2 separate regions of the Homo sapiens genome follow, and region 1 is linked to region 2. A link is a loop called in an ENCODE intact Hi-C map of the cell type or tissue named here. Cell type or tissue: gastrocnemius medialis. All regions are shown on one strand.

The links. Peaks named below come from ENCODE experiments on the same cell type or tissue, not always from the same donor. Only the 100,000 strongest peaks of a DNase experiment are listed, where the experiment ranks them.
Region 1: a loop joins it to region 2, with 2.6 times the contacts of the local background. A loop is called at or near these places in 27 of 110 quality-filtered maps.

What each region holds. Positions count from the first base shown.
Region 1 is chr5:59,489,407-59,494,406 of GRCh38, forward strand. The region is part of intron 1 of PDE4D (phosphodiesterase 4D); the gene reads right to left. Among named protein-coding and RNA genes, the nearest start is that of MIR582, 210 kb to the right of the region's middle. In gastrocnemius medialis, no CTCF peak of the experiment used is centred here; no DNase peak of the experiment used is centred here.
Region 2 is chr5:59,387,567-59,392,566 of GRCh38, forward strand. The region is part of intron 1 of PDE4D (phosphodiesterase 4D); the gene reads right to left. Among named protein-coding and RNA genes, the nearest start is that of MIR582, 310 kb to the right of the region's middle. In gastrocnemius medialis, a CTCF peak has its summit at 2,682 (motif pointing right); no DNase peak of the experiment used is centred here; H3K27ac peaks cover 1,952 bases.

The DNA.
Region 1 (5,000 bases), 100 kb after region 2:
TTTCTTGATATATCAGAATTATTCCCTAATTAAATGAGATTTAAGGTGATAAATGGAATTACTTTGTCTTTTAGACCTCCATATTTCTCTGGAGAATTACCTTACAAGGTTTAAAATATGTATATTAAGGAAGCCCACTTGGAAAATACAGAATTGTTTGGCTATTTAAATGAAAGCAGATACATGGTGTTTCAGTATTCTTATTGTCTTTATGGCTTCAATGCTCTCAACATTTGAATTAATAAGATTTGGGGTGCCTTAGCTGCATGGAAGAATCCTTATTTGTTTCCTTGTGCCCACATTAAAAAGAACTCAAAATGACTCATTAAGGAAAAAAGAAACTTGCAATGAAAGAACTGTTGTGTGGGTGAGTCCCAAGGGAGACTTGACAATATCATGCAATTTTCAGTTTTCTCCCTATTTCTTTATATTTTAATAACCTACCAGTTTTCTATAGAGCACATCTTTCTCCATGCCGTTGTTTTCTTACACATATAGTAATGATAATAGTTATCTAAGATTTCAACTTTAAAAAAGCATGTGTTTAATAAGATCTCTGGTATTCCTCTAGAGATAGTAAAATTATAATATCAGCACTGCCTTAATAACAACATTTTAATTGTTTATTACTTCCAGTATAGTAAAAATATCATTTCGCAAATATTTGCTTAGCTCTTTGGACTCTCTCATATGGCTACAAAGATGAGATACCCTTACAATTATCTCATTTTACAAACTGATTTTCTTTTTCTTTCTTCTAAAGCAACTGTGGAGTAAGTATCCTCTTAAAATAAATTTCATATGCTAAGTGATTTTCTAAAAAGTAGGTGGTTGAACTTAAACAAAAATATTTTAAAATATTTAATATATTGGCTGTTTCTCAACCCTACCACTGCATGCAAAATAGCTTTTCTTTTCAGGTGACCATAGCAAATAAGTACTAAGTAGCTTCTTTATACTAATTGCTCAGTCAAATGCTTTCATATGCTTTCATCAAATGCTTTTATCTCATTTTTTAAGAGTCTTATGAGATAAATATTATGATCTCCACTTTGAAGATGAAGCTGGAGACATAAATAACAGCTATAGAAAAGAAAGAAAACCAACTAAAAACAGTTTCTGAACTTAAAAATAATCCATGCAGGTAATTCATGTTCATACACATAATGTAAACCACTTAGAAATGTAGTATTTCTTTATATGTTACATGCCTCATTTGTCATCTTTGTGCATCCCTTCAGACATCTGCATTTGTGTACTGCAATGACTAATAATAGTAAATTAAAGTAAAATAAACTATTATAACCAAATTTATCTTGTTCCTTTGATGTGGTACAGAAAATAATTAAACAGGTAAAGATATAATACATTTTTATGTGCCAGAATCAATTGGCAACTGACGTGGTACCACGAAAGTAAAAGGCTCATTTCTCCCACTATAGAGAAACTCTAGGCAATGTATCTCTATCCAGATTAAGTCTTCAGGGAGTACAGAGGAAGTATACATAGTGGAGGGAAAGAACATGAGTTCCACGATCCACGTATAGACGATCAAATCTTAGCCCTACTTACTAGCAGAGTGAGATTGGCCAAGATTATTTCTCTCTGAACCTACCTTTCCTCAGCTTGAACACATATGGCCTAACATATATTTCAAGCATATCTGCAATATTTATATTTAAAATGATATGAAGCAAACTTTACCTATAATGACATTAGTTACTCTTGGGAGATGATTATGTATGTGATTTTATATTGCCCTGTGCACTTTTCTCTATGTTTAAAACATCTCATTATTCTTTTTAAAAAGAATAAAATGAGTAAGTAAATAACATAAAGTTGATAATAGCTACTTCCAGGGGAGGGTTCAGATAAACTGAAATCAGATACCATATATAAAGCAGATACTGCAAAGTAGGTAACTCTCAATTTTTAGCTCCCTTCTTTCTTGTTTTCTTGGCAATGCACCATTACCTTCTACCTCATCAATTTCATTCATGAGATTGAGCAGTGACTTTCCAGTAAAGCAAGTTATCATATTTGATGTCAGTGGTGATTGATACAATGCTAATTAAGTAGCTACATCACAGGAAAACCACATAACATTGAAAGCATATTTCATTTAAACATTTTGGAAAGCTTTCTCTGTAGTCTCATTGTGAATAGTAACTGATGCCTTGGTTATGCAAAATTCAAGTATTTTCCTCAGTATTTCTCCAGAAAGATGATATAAAAATTCACCATACTTTCAATGTCACTATTTAACTATATGTATATTCACACAGATTCAAAAGAATCATGAATACCTTATTTCTTACTTAATCTAACTATCTAATAACAATAAATGTTATAGTTAAATATAATGTATAAGATATAGAAATTGCTCTTTATCGCTATACTCTTCCTGGTGAGATAGCAGGGATAATGGATAAATTTTAGGTTGCCCAGGCAAGAAGCAGATAGGAGAAATAAGAAAAAGCTGTAGCTTTATTTACTAAAGTTAGGATGTTTTGCTCAAATATGCAACCCAGATACCCATTCAGGATTGAGGCATTCATTCCCCCAGCAGCTGGGAGTCTTCTCAGCTAAGTCTCTCTCCTGGAATTGCCTTTATCCAAAGAGAGAGAAATCTACTGCACACAGGTGTTGATCTTAAGAGAACCCCACCCCCAAACAAATTTCTTGGGCCTAAATCTCTGCCTCCAAGTCTGTTTTCTAGAGAATCTGGCTTACGGCATGTTGCATCACCTCTTTCTTCCTTGAATGCCCATGAAAACCTTGAATACAAGTATCCATGATCCTGAACATGGTTTGGTTTTCTAAAAAAATTTACTGGGACTATCCCATCTGTACATTCACTGACAATAAATGATGTAGAACATTCACTAGAGAATTTATTCAAGATTACCTACTTATATTAATCCAGAAATAATATAAGAAATGCTGTCTGATTAGGGAGAGTGAGGTTGCTCACACTTGGCACCTGACCCAATTTCTACAACATTTTACTTGTGCCAGTACAGACCTATGTTGTTCTTTTTGAAGAGTTAAGTGTATATACATAGGAACATTGCTCATTTCTATTTACTCAGAAAATCTAATTTTCCTCCAATGCACTAAAAACAAACAGGAGGCCCAGTGAGATTAAACCCTCAAATTAGTGTGAGAATACCTGGTTTCTTTTTTACTGCCCTCAACTGAATTTCTCATCACCTGGAGCTAATTTTCCAGGGTACATGTGCTGTGGAAATAATACCAGGGAAGTTTATTAGTGTAGGGAACTGATAGGTCTATTATATGTTTAGGCTGTGTCCCCACCCAAATCTCATCTTGGATTGTAGCTCCCACAATTCCCATGTGTCCTGGGAGGCAATCGAATTATGGGGTGGGTCTTTCTCGTGCTGTTCTCATGATAGTGAATAAGTCTCACAAGATCTGATGGTTTTATAAAGAGGAGTTCCCCTGCACAAGCTCTCTCTTTTTGCCTGCCACCATCCATATAAGACGCGACTTGCTCCTCCTTGCCTTTTGCCATGATTGTGAGGTCTCCCCAGCCATGTGGAACTGAGTCCCTTAAACCTCTTTTTCTTCCTAGTGTCAAGGGTGTCTTTATCAGCAGTGTGAAAATGGACTAATATGATCTATATGGTCAATTCAGTGAGAGGTGTCCATTGGCTAAAATTGTTTATATACTTTTAAAGGCTTAAAAAAATTAATTGTCAGATTGGTACCAAACTCTGAGTTTTTTTATTGCAATATTTTAGGCATTTTGGCAAAATATACACTGGGGACCCAGAAAAAAGACTATTCTAAAAAGAATGAAAACCTCTTATTTTGCAGGTGGCCAAAATCCTTTGTTAAGATTCAAAAATCCGTGTACTAAAGCAGTTCATAACACATCTCTGCAGAAACATGATCAGATACAGCTTCTCAATGTATATACGTAAATGCCTTGCAATAAGGCAAAATGGTTAAGAATGTCATTTTAAAAAAGCATGTTCTAAACACTGGAATCGAGTTTACTATTTGGTAAACAGTTCAATATACTGTAATAAACTAGCTCACAATGAACCAACAAATTAATGTAAAGTTGTTAAAGCACAGTAAGTTCTCATTTTTCCCATCTACTCTGTTTCTCAAGTTAAACTGCCTATTAAATAACCAGAATCTCATCCAGTTATATTCATAAATACAAGTTAAATACATTTTTCTCTAACAACCAGCAACTCAGTTTTAGAGACCAAATGATAGGTGTCCTGGTGATTTAAATACATAATTACAATGTTTTAATGTATAGGTAAATTACTAAGATCAGAAACTGAATGAATAACGAGAGAGATGTGGCAGGATATTTTAAGATCCATCATAATAGGTAGGAAGAGTGATTCTATTTATTTGTGAAAATGCATTACTGTTTAAGTTCGATTCATGAAGCTATACAAACCCCAAATGTCACAGCATTATGGGAAAAGGTGGAACATACGTCTGAGCATAAAACAGTGATCTAATCACATCTGACCACATTACGAAATAGTTTTTTTCCAAGTTATAATAAGGATTGCTTCAAAAAATAAATGGCTTACTATAAATGCATGATAATAAGATAAAAACAAAATGAGCTTTGGAAACTTGGCTTTGACCCTAGTAACCCCAATTAAAATTAGAGAAATACTTCCTTTGACAGTTTATGCTGTGATATCAAAAATACAATGCAACTCAGGGAGACAGAATGTAATGCTTTGGGTGTTGCTACCTGGTGAGTTCAGACCACTGGCAGGAAGGAAAATGTCATCTAAGCTGCTGAAATTGTTTGTACTCCACTTGTGAATTTGCAATGTGTCAGATATGTAATAAAGGCACTTTCTAGAAGTCGTATAGCCATTAAACTTCCTAGGCATTGCCATGTTAGTATAATGATGGATTGCAGGTCTCAAAAATAAATACTAGCAAGACTAGAATTAGGATACAAATTCAGCTCCTGAACATCTGTTAGGGAAAGT
Region 2 (5,000 bases):
TGGTTAGGATTCTTTGTTCAGTTTTATAAACCTCGTACTGTCATGACTTCATTAACCCAAGGCTAAGCTGTAATTCTAAAAGGTATATATATATTTAAAAATTGACAAATAAGAATGTATATATTTATGATGTAAAACATTTTATTTACATAGATGTATACATTGTGAAGTGGCTAAATCAAGCTAATTAATATATACATTACCTCACAAACTTATCTTTTTTTGTGGCAAGATCACTAAAAATCTACTCTTTTAGCTATTTTCAAGTATGCAATGTATTGTTGTTAACTATAGTCACCCTGAGGTACAATAGATCTCTGGAACTTATTCCTCCTGTTTAACTGAAATTTTGTGTCCTTTGACTAACATTGCCCCAGTCTTCAGCCCCCACCCATCAGCCCTGGTTAACAACCATTTTATTCTGTTTCTATGAGTTTGACATTTTTAGCTTTCACATTTAAATGAGATCATGTGGTGGTTGTCATTCTGTGCCTGACTTATTTCACTTAACATAACGTCATCCAGATTCATCCATGTGATCCCAAATGACAGGATTTCCAAAATATATAAGGAACTCAAAAAGGTCAATAGTATGAAAACAAATAACTTGATTAAAAAACAAGAAAAGGATCTAAACAGATGTTTCTCAAAAGAAGCCATACCAATGGCCAACAGGTATATGAAAAAAATGTTCAACATCACTTAATAATCAAGGAAATGCAAACTAAAACCACAATGAGATATCAACTCATACCTGTTAGTACAAAAAAGATGAAAGATGGCAAGGATGTGGAGAAAAGGGAAGATGTTTACACTGTTGGTGGGAATGTATATTCACATAGCCATTATGGAAAACAGCATCGAGGTTCTTTAAAAGCTAAAAATAGTACTACCATATTATCCAGCAGTTTCACTACTAGGTATATATCCAAAGGAAGTGAAATCAGTGTGTCAAAAAGATATTTGCACTCCCATGTTCATTATAGCATTATTTACAATAGCAAAGATACAGAATCAACCTAAGTGTTCATCAACAATGAATGGATAAAGAAAATGTGGTACACACACACACACACACACACTCACACACTAGAATTCTACCCAGCCCTGAAAAAGAAGGAAATCCATAATAACATCTTTTATTTTGGATAGAATGGACATCAAGGGTATTTGTGACAGATATACCATGAATGACATGAACCTAATATTAAATATTTATTTTTGTTGATGTAAGGAACATTAATAGCCTAGAAACTATAAGTTTTAAGATTTAGCTTAGGAACTCAAACGATGTAGCAAATATATTTCATCATGATTTGATCTATCTATATCAATCTTATAAAATTGTGTGAGCATGAGGTTTTGGGGATGAAGAGATAATGGAATCAAATTTTAGCTTTTACCCCCAAACCTTCTAGACTTTAATTGTATATTATGTAAAATGTAAGTATTTAAAATATGAAGTTCATGAATGGGTTCATGAGTCAACCGCAGGGGAGTTGGTGAAGCCCCTGAAACTATATGAAAAATTGTGTGTACATTTACATTTTTCAAGAGAGATTTGATCTAGTCAAATTTTCAAAGCACCCTGAGATACCCAAAAAGTGATAGACCCCTTAAAGAGATAATCTCTAAGAATTCTGTCTCCTTTTTCATTAACAGTTTTATAAGCTTTCTTATGAAAAGTATGTCATGTTTATGATATTTAGTAATTTCTTTGCTGAGCCTTCATTTTTAGCTATTCAAGAAATTTAAAAGTAAATTGTAAATATTACAATTAGTTTCTAAGGATTGTTTAAAATATCATTAATTATATAAAATTTTAATATATATTTTCAGTTCTTCAGCTAGGACAGACAGAGCCTCTTTAAAAGATTTTATTTGATGCTGGGAAGGGTGCTGGGAAAAGAGAACTCCTATACACTGACGATGGGAATGTATATTAGTACAGCCATAATAGAAAACAGTATGGAAGTTTCTCAAAAAACTAAAAATAAAACTATCATATGATCCAGCAATCCCACCACTAGGAATTTATTCAAAGGAAAGGAAATCAGTATATTAAAAGTACACCTGCACCCCCATGTTTATTGCAGCACTATTCACAATAGCCAAGATATGGAATCAACCTAAGTGTCCTTGATGGAACTGGAGGTCATTACAATAAGTGAAATGAGCCAGGCACAGAAAGACAGATATGGCATGTTGTCACTCATATGTGGGAGCTAAAACAGTGGATCTCTTGGAGGTAGAGAGTAGAATGATGGTTACCAGAGGCTGGGAAGAGAGAGGTGGGATGAAAAGAGGTTAGTTAATGGGTACAAGCATATAGTTAGATAGAAGAAATAAGTTCTAGTGTTCGATAACACAGAAAGGTGACTATAGCTAACAATAATTTATTGTATATTTCAAAATATCTGGAAGAGCTGAAGTGTTCCCAACACAAAAAATAATAATCGTTTGAGGTGATGGTTATCTTAAATACCCTGATTTGATCATCACACATTGTATGCATGAATCAAAATATCACATGTACCTCCTAAATATGTATAATTATTATGCATCAATACAAATATTTACAGTAAAAAGGAGATTTGAATTGTAAGAAAAAAAGAGAAGAAATTCTATTTTTGCAACTTATAATAGTTATTATTTGTGTGAGATACTCACTTGCCCACAAGATGGCGCTCTCTAATTTTGGATATACTATTTTCCCAAACCAATTTCTCAAGAAGTTATTTCTAAAGTGTTCTCTTCCCTGAAAAATAATATTTACAATAAATTATTCTTCACTACTGTTTGATTTTCATGCTTGAACATCTAACAATGCATGACAAAGTATATGTTAATGTTTTTGTGTGAGTGGATTGATGAATGGATGTTTCAGACATTCACAGAATGTTTACTAAATTTCTGCTGCATAAACAGCTTTGCACAGTGGATTTATAAACAAAGAAACAAAAGGTGTTAAAGTATAAAGAGCAAATCAGGGTTACTATTTTTCAAGTTAATATTTTTATATCCAAGAGTTTCATATTTAAATGAAAAATGATTGTTATAGACATGTAAATGTACAGCAAAGAGAAGACATCGGTTCAGTTAGGTAAAAGACCTTATAAGTTGTTGTGACTTATGAAGAACTTTAAGGTTTGTATGAGAAGGAGGTAAGGGGAAGATATTTAAGAGGCGGCAAATAACATAAGAAATAGCTTGAAATTATGTAGTCATGCCATCCCAAAATAAAATGGCCTCCCATTAGATAAGGCTAGATGAGTTACAGAGGGTGGTAAAAGTCACTCCAAGAGGAAGAAAAGGTAACTAATATTTACTGAGAACATAATATAACTCATACTGTTATTTAATGATCTTTCCCCACCCTTGAAAATACGTGGATGTGCCTCTTATTAGAGTGTTAGAATTATGGTGCTATATTTGGATATTTTGAGTAGGTTGCACTTCCCTAAATGTTGTACTAAATCCCAGTATACAGTCACCAGAGGAATAGAGATTTCCCAGAGAGGAAATCAGAGTTAAGGAGGTGAGCCTTAAGTAAGCATAGGAGGAGACTAAACTTCTCTGTCTTGATTCTCAATCTCTTGAGTAATGACTATGTCTTGTGGAGCCCTCTCTTGTGGGAAAGTTAAAGATGGCCTCTGCTGTCCAGTGTGAAGAGGGAGTCAGAAGAAGAGTTTCTCCTAGGGGACTTCATTTGAATAAGATATCTCCTATGATAGAACAAATTATCTAGTTTCATGTTACTTTGATTCTACATAGTTTGTCAGTAAAGTGTTGCTTTAAAATTCCTGCTTTGTCTCAGCTGTTAAACAAAGAAAAGGATTTTTTTAAAACCCACATTTAGATCAAATTGACTTAAAAAGAGTACCTGTCTGTCCAAAGGATGATGGTAGTGAGAACAACAATGAGAAAGACCCTGAAAAAAAGAATTCTGCTTCTCACTGATCTCTCTTTCTTCCCTTATTCCCCTAAAGTCATCTCCAAATTAGGAGTCAGAGGGATCTTGTTAACATCTGTTTAAAGGTCTTTGTTTAATAAGGCAAAGCCACTAGTAAGATGAATAGAGCTCTGAGTCCCCTTCTGTTTCATCTCCAACTTTTTCCCTTATTCTCCACTTTGCTACTTCACTCCAGCCACCAGGACCTTCTTACTGTCCCTCCATGATGGCAGGAGGACTTTTTGTACCTCCTTCATGTTTGCTCACATGCTACCTTCTGAATGAGGTCTTTCCTAACACCACTTAAAATTCCACCACCCACCACACACACATTCGTTAACCTCTTCTCTAATACACTTTTCTTCATGGTATTTATCACAAAATCTTCCCCATACATATTTTTAAATATAGATATATAAATAAATATATATTTCTATATATTACATATATATATAATATATAAATTATTTTCATCTTTCACTCCCAGCTGGAATATAAACTCCACAAGGGTAGAATTTTTGTCTGTTTCATTCACTGCTGTATTTTTTTTTACAGTACAGAGAAGAAAGCTCAGAACATAGTATGCCTTCTGTGATAATCCTGAGTGTGAACTTGAGTGGATGGAAGGATACAAAGTATTGATCCTGGGTGTGTCTGTGAGGGTGTTGCCAAAGAAGATTAACATTTGAGTCAGTGTGCAGACCCACTCTTAATCTGGGTGGGCACAATCTAATTAGCTGCCAGCGCTGCTAGAATATAAGCAGGCAGAAACATGTGAAAAGAAAGACTGGCCTAGCCTCCCAGCCTACATCTTTCTCCCATGCTGGATGCTTCCTTCTCTGAAATATTGGACTCCAAGTTCTTCAGTTTTGGAACTTGGACTGGCTCTCCTTGCTTCTCAGCCTACAGATGGCCTATTGTGGAACGTTGTGATTACGTGAGTTAATACTTAATAAACTACCCTTTATATATATGTGTGTGTGTCTATATATATATATATATATATTCCATTAATTCTGTTCTTCCAGAGAACCCTAATATACCTTGT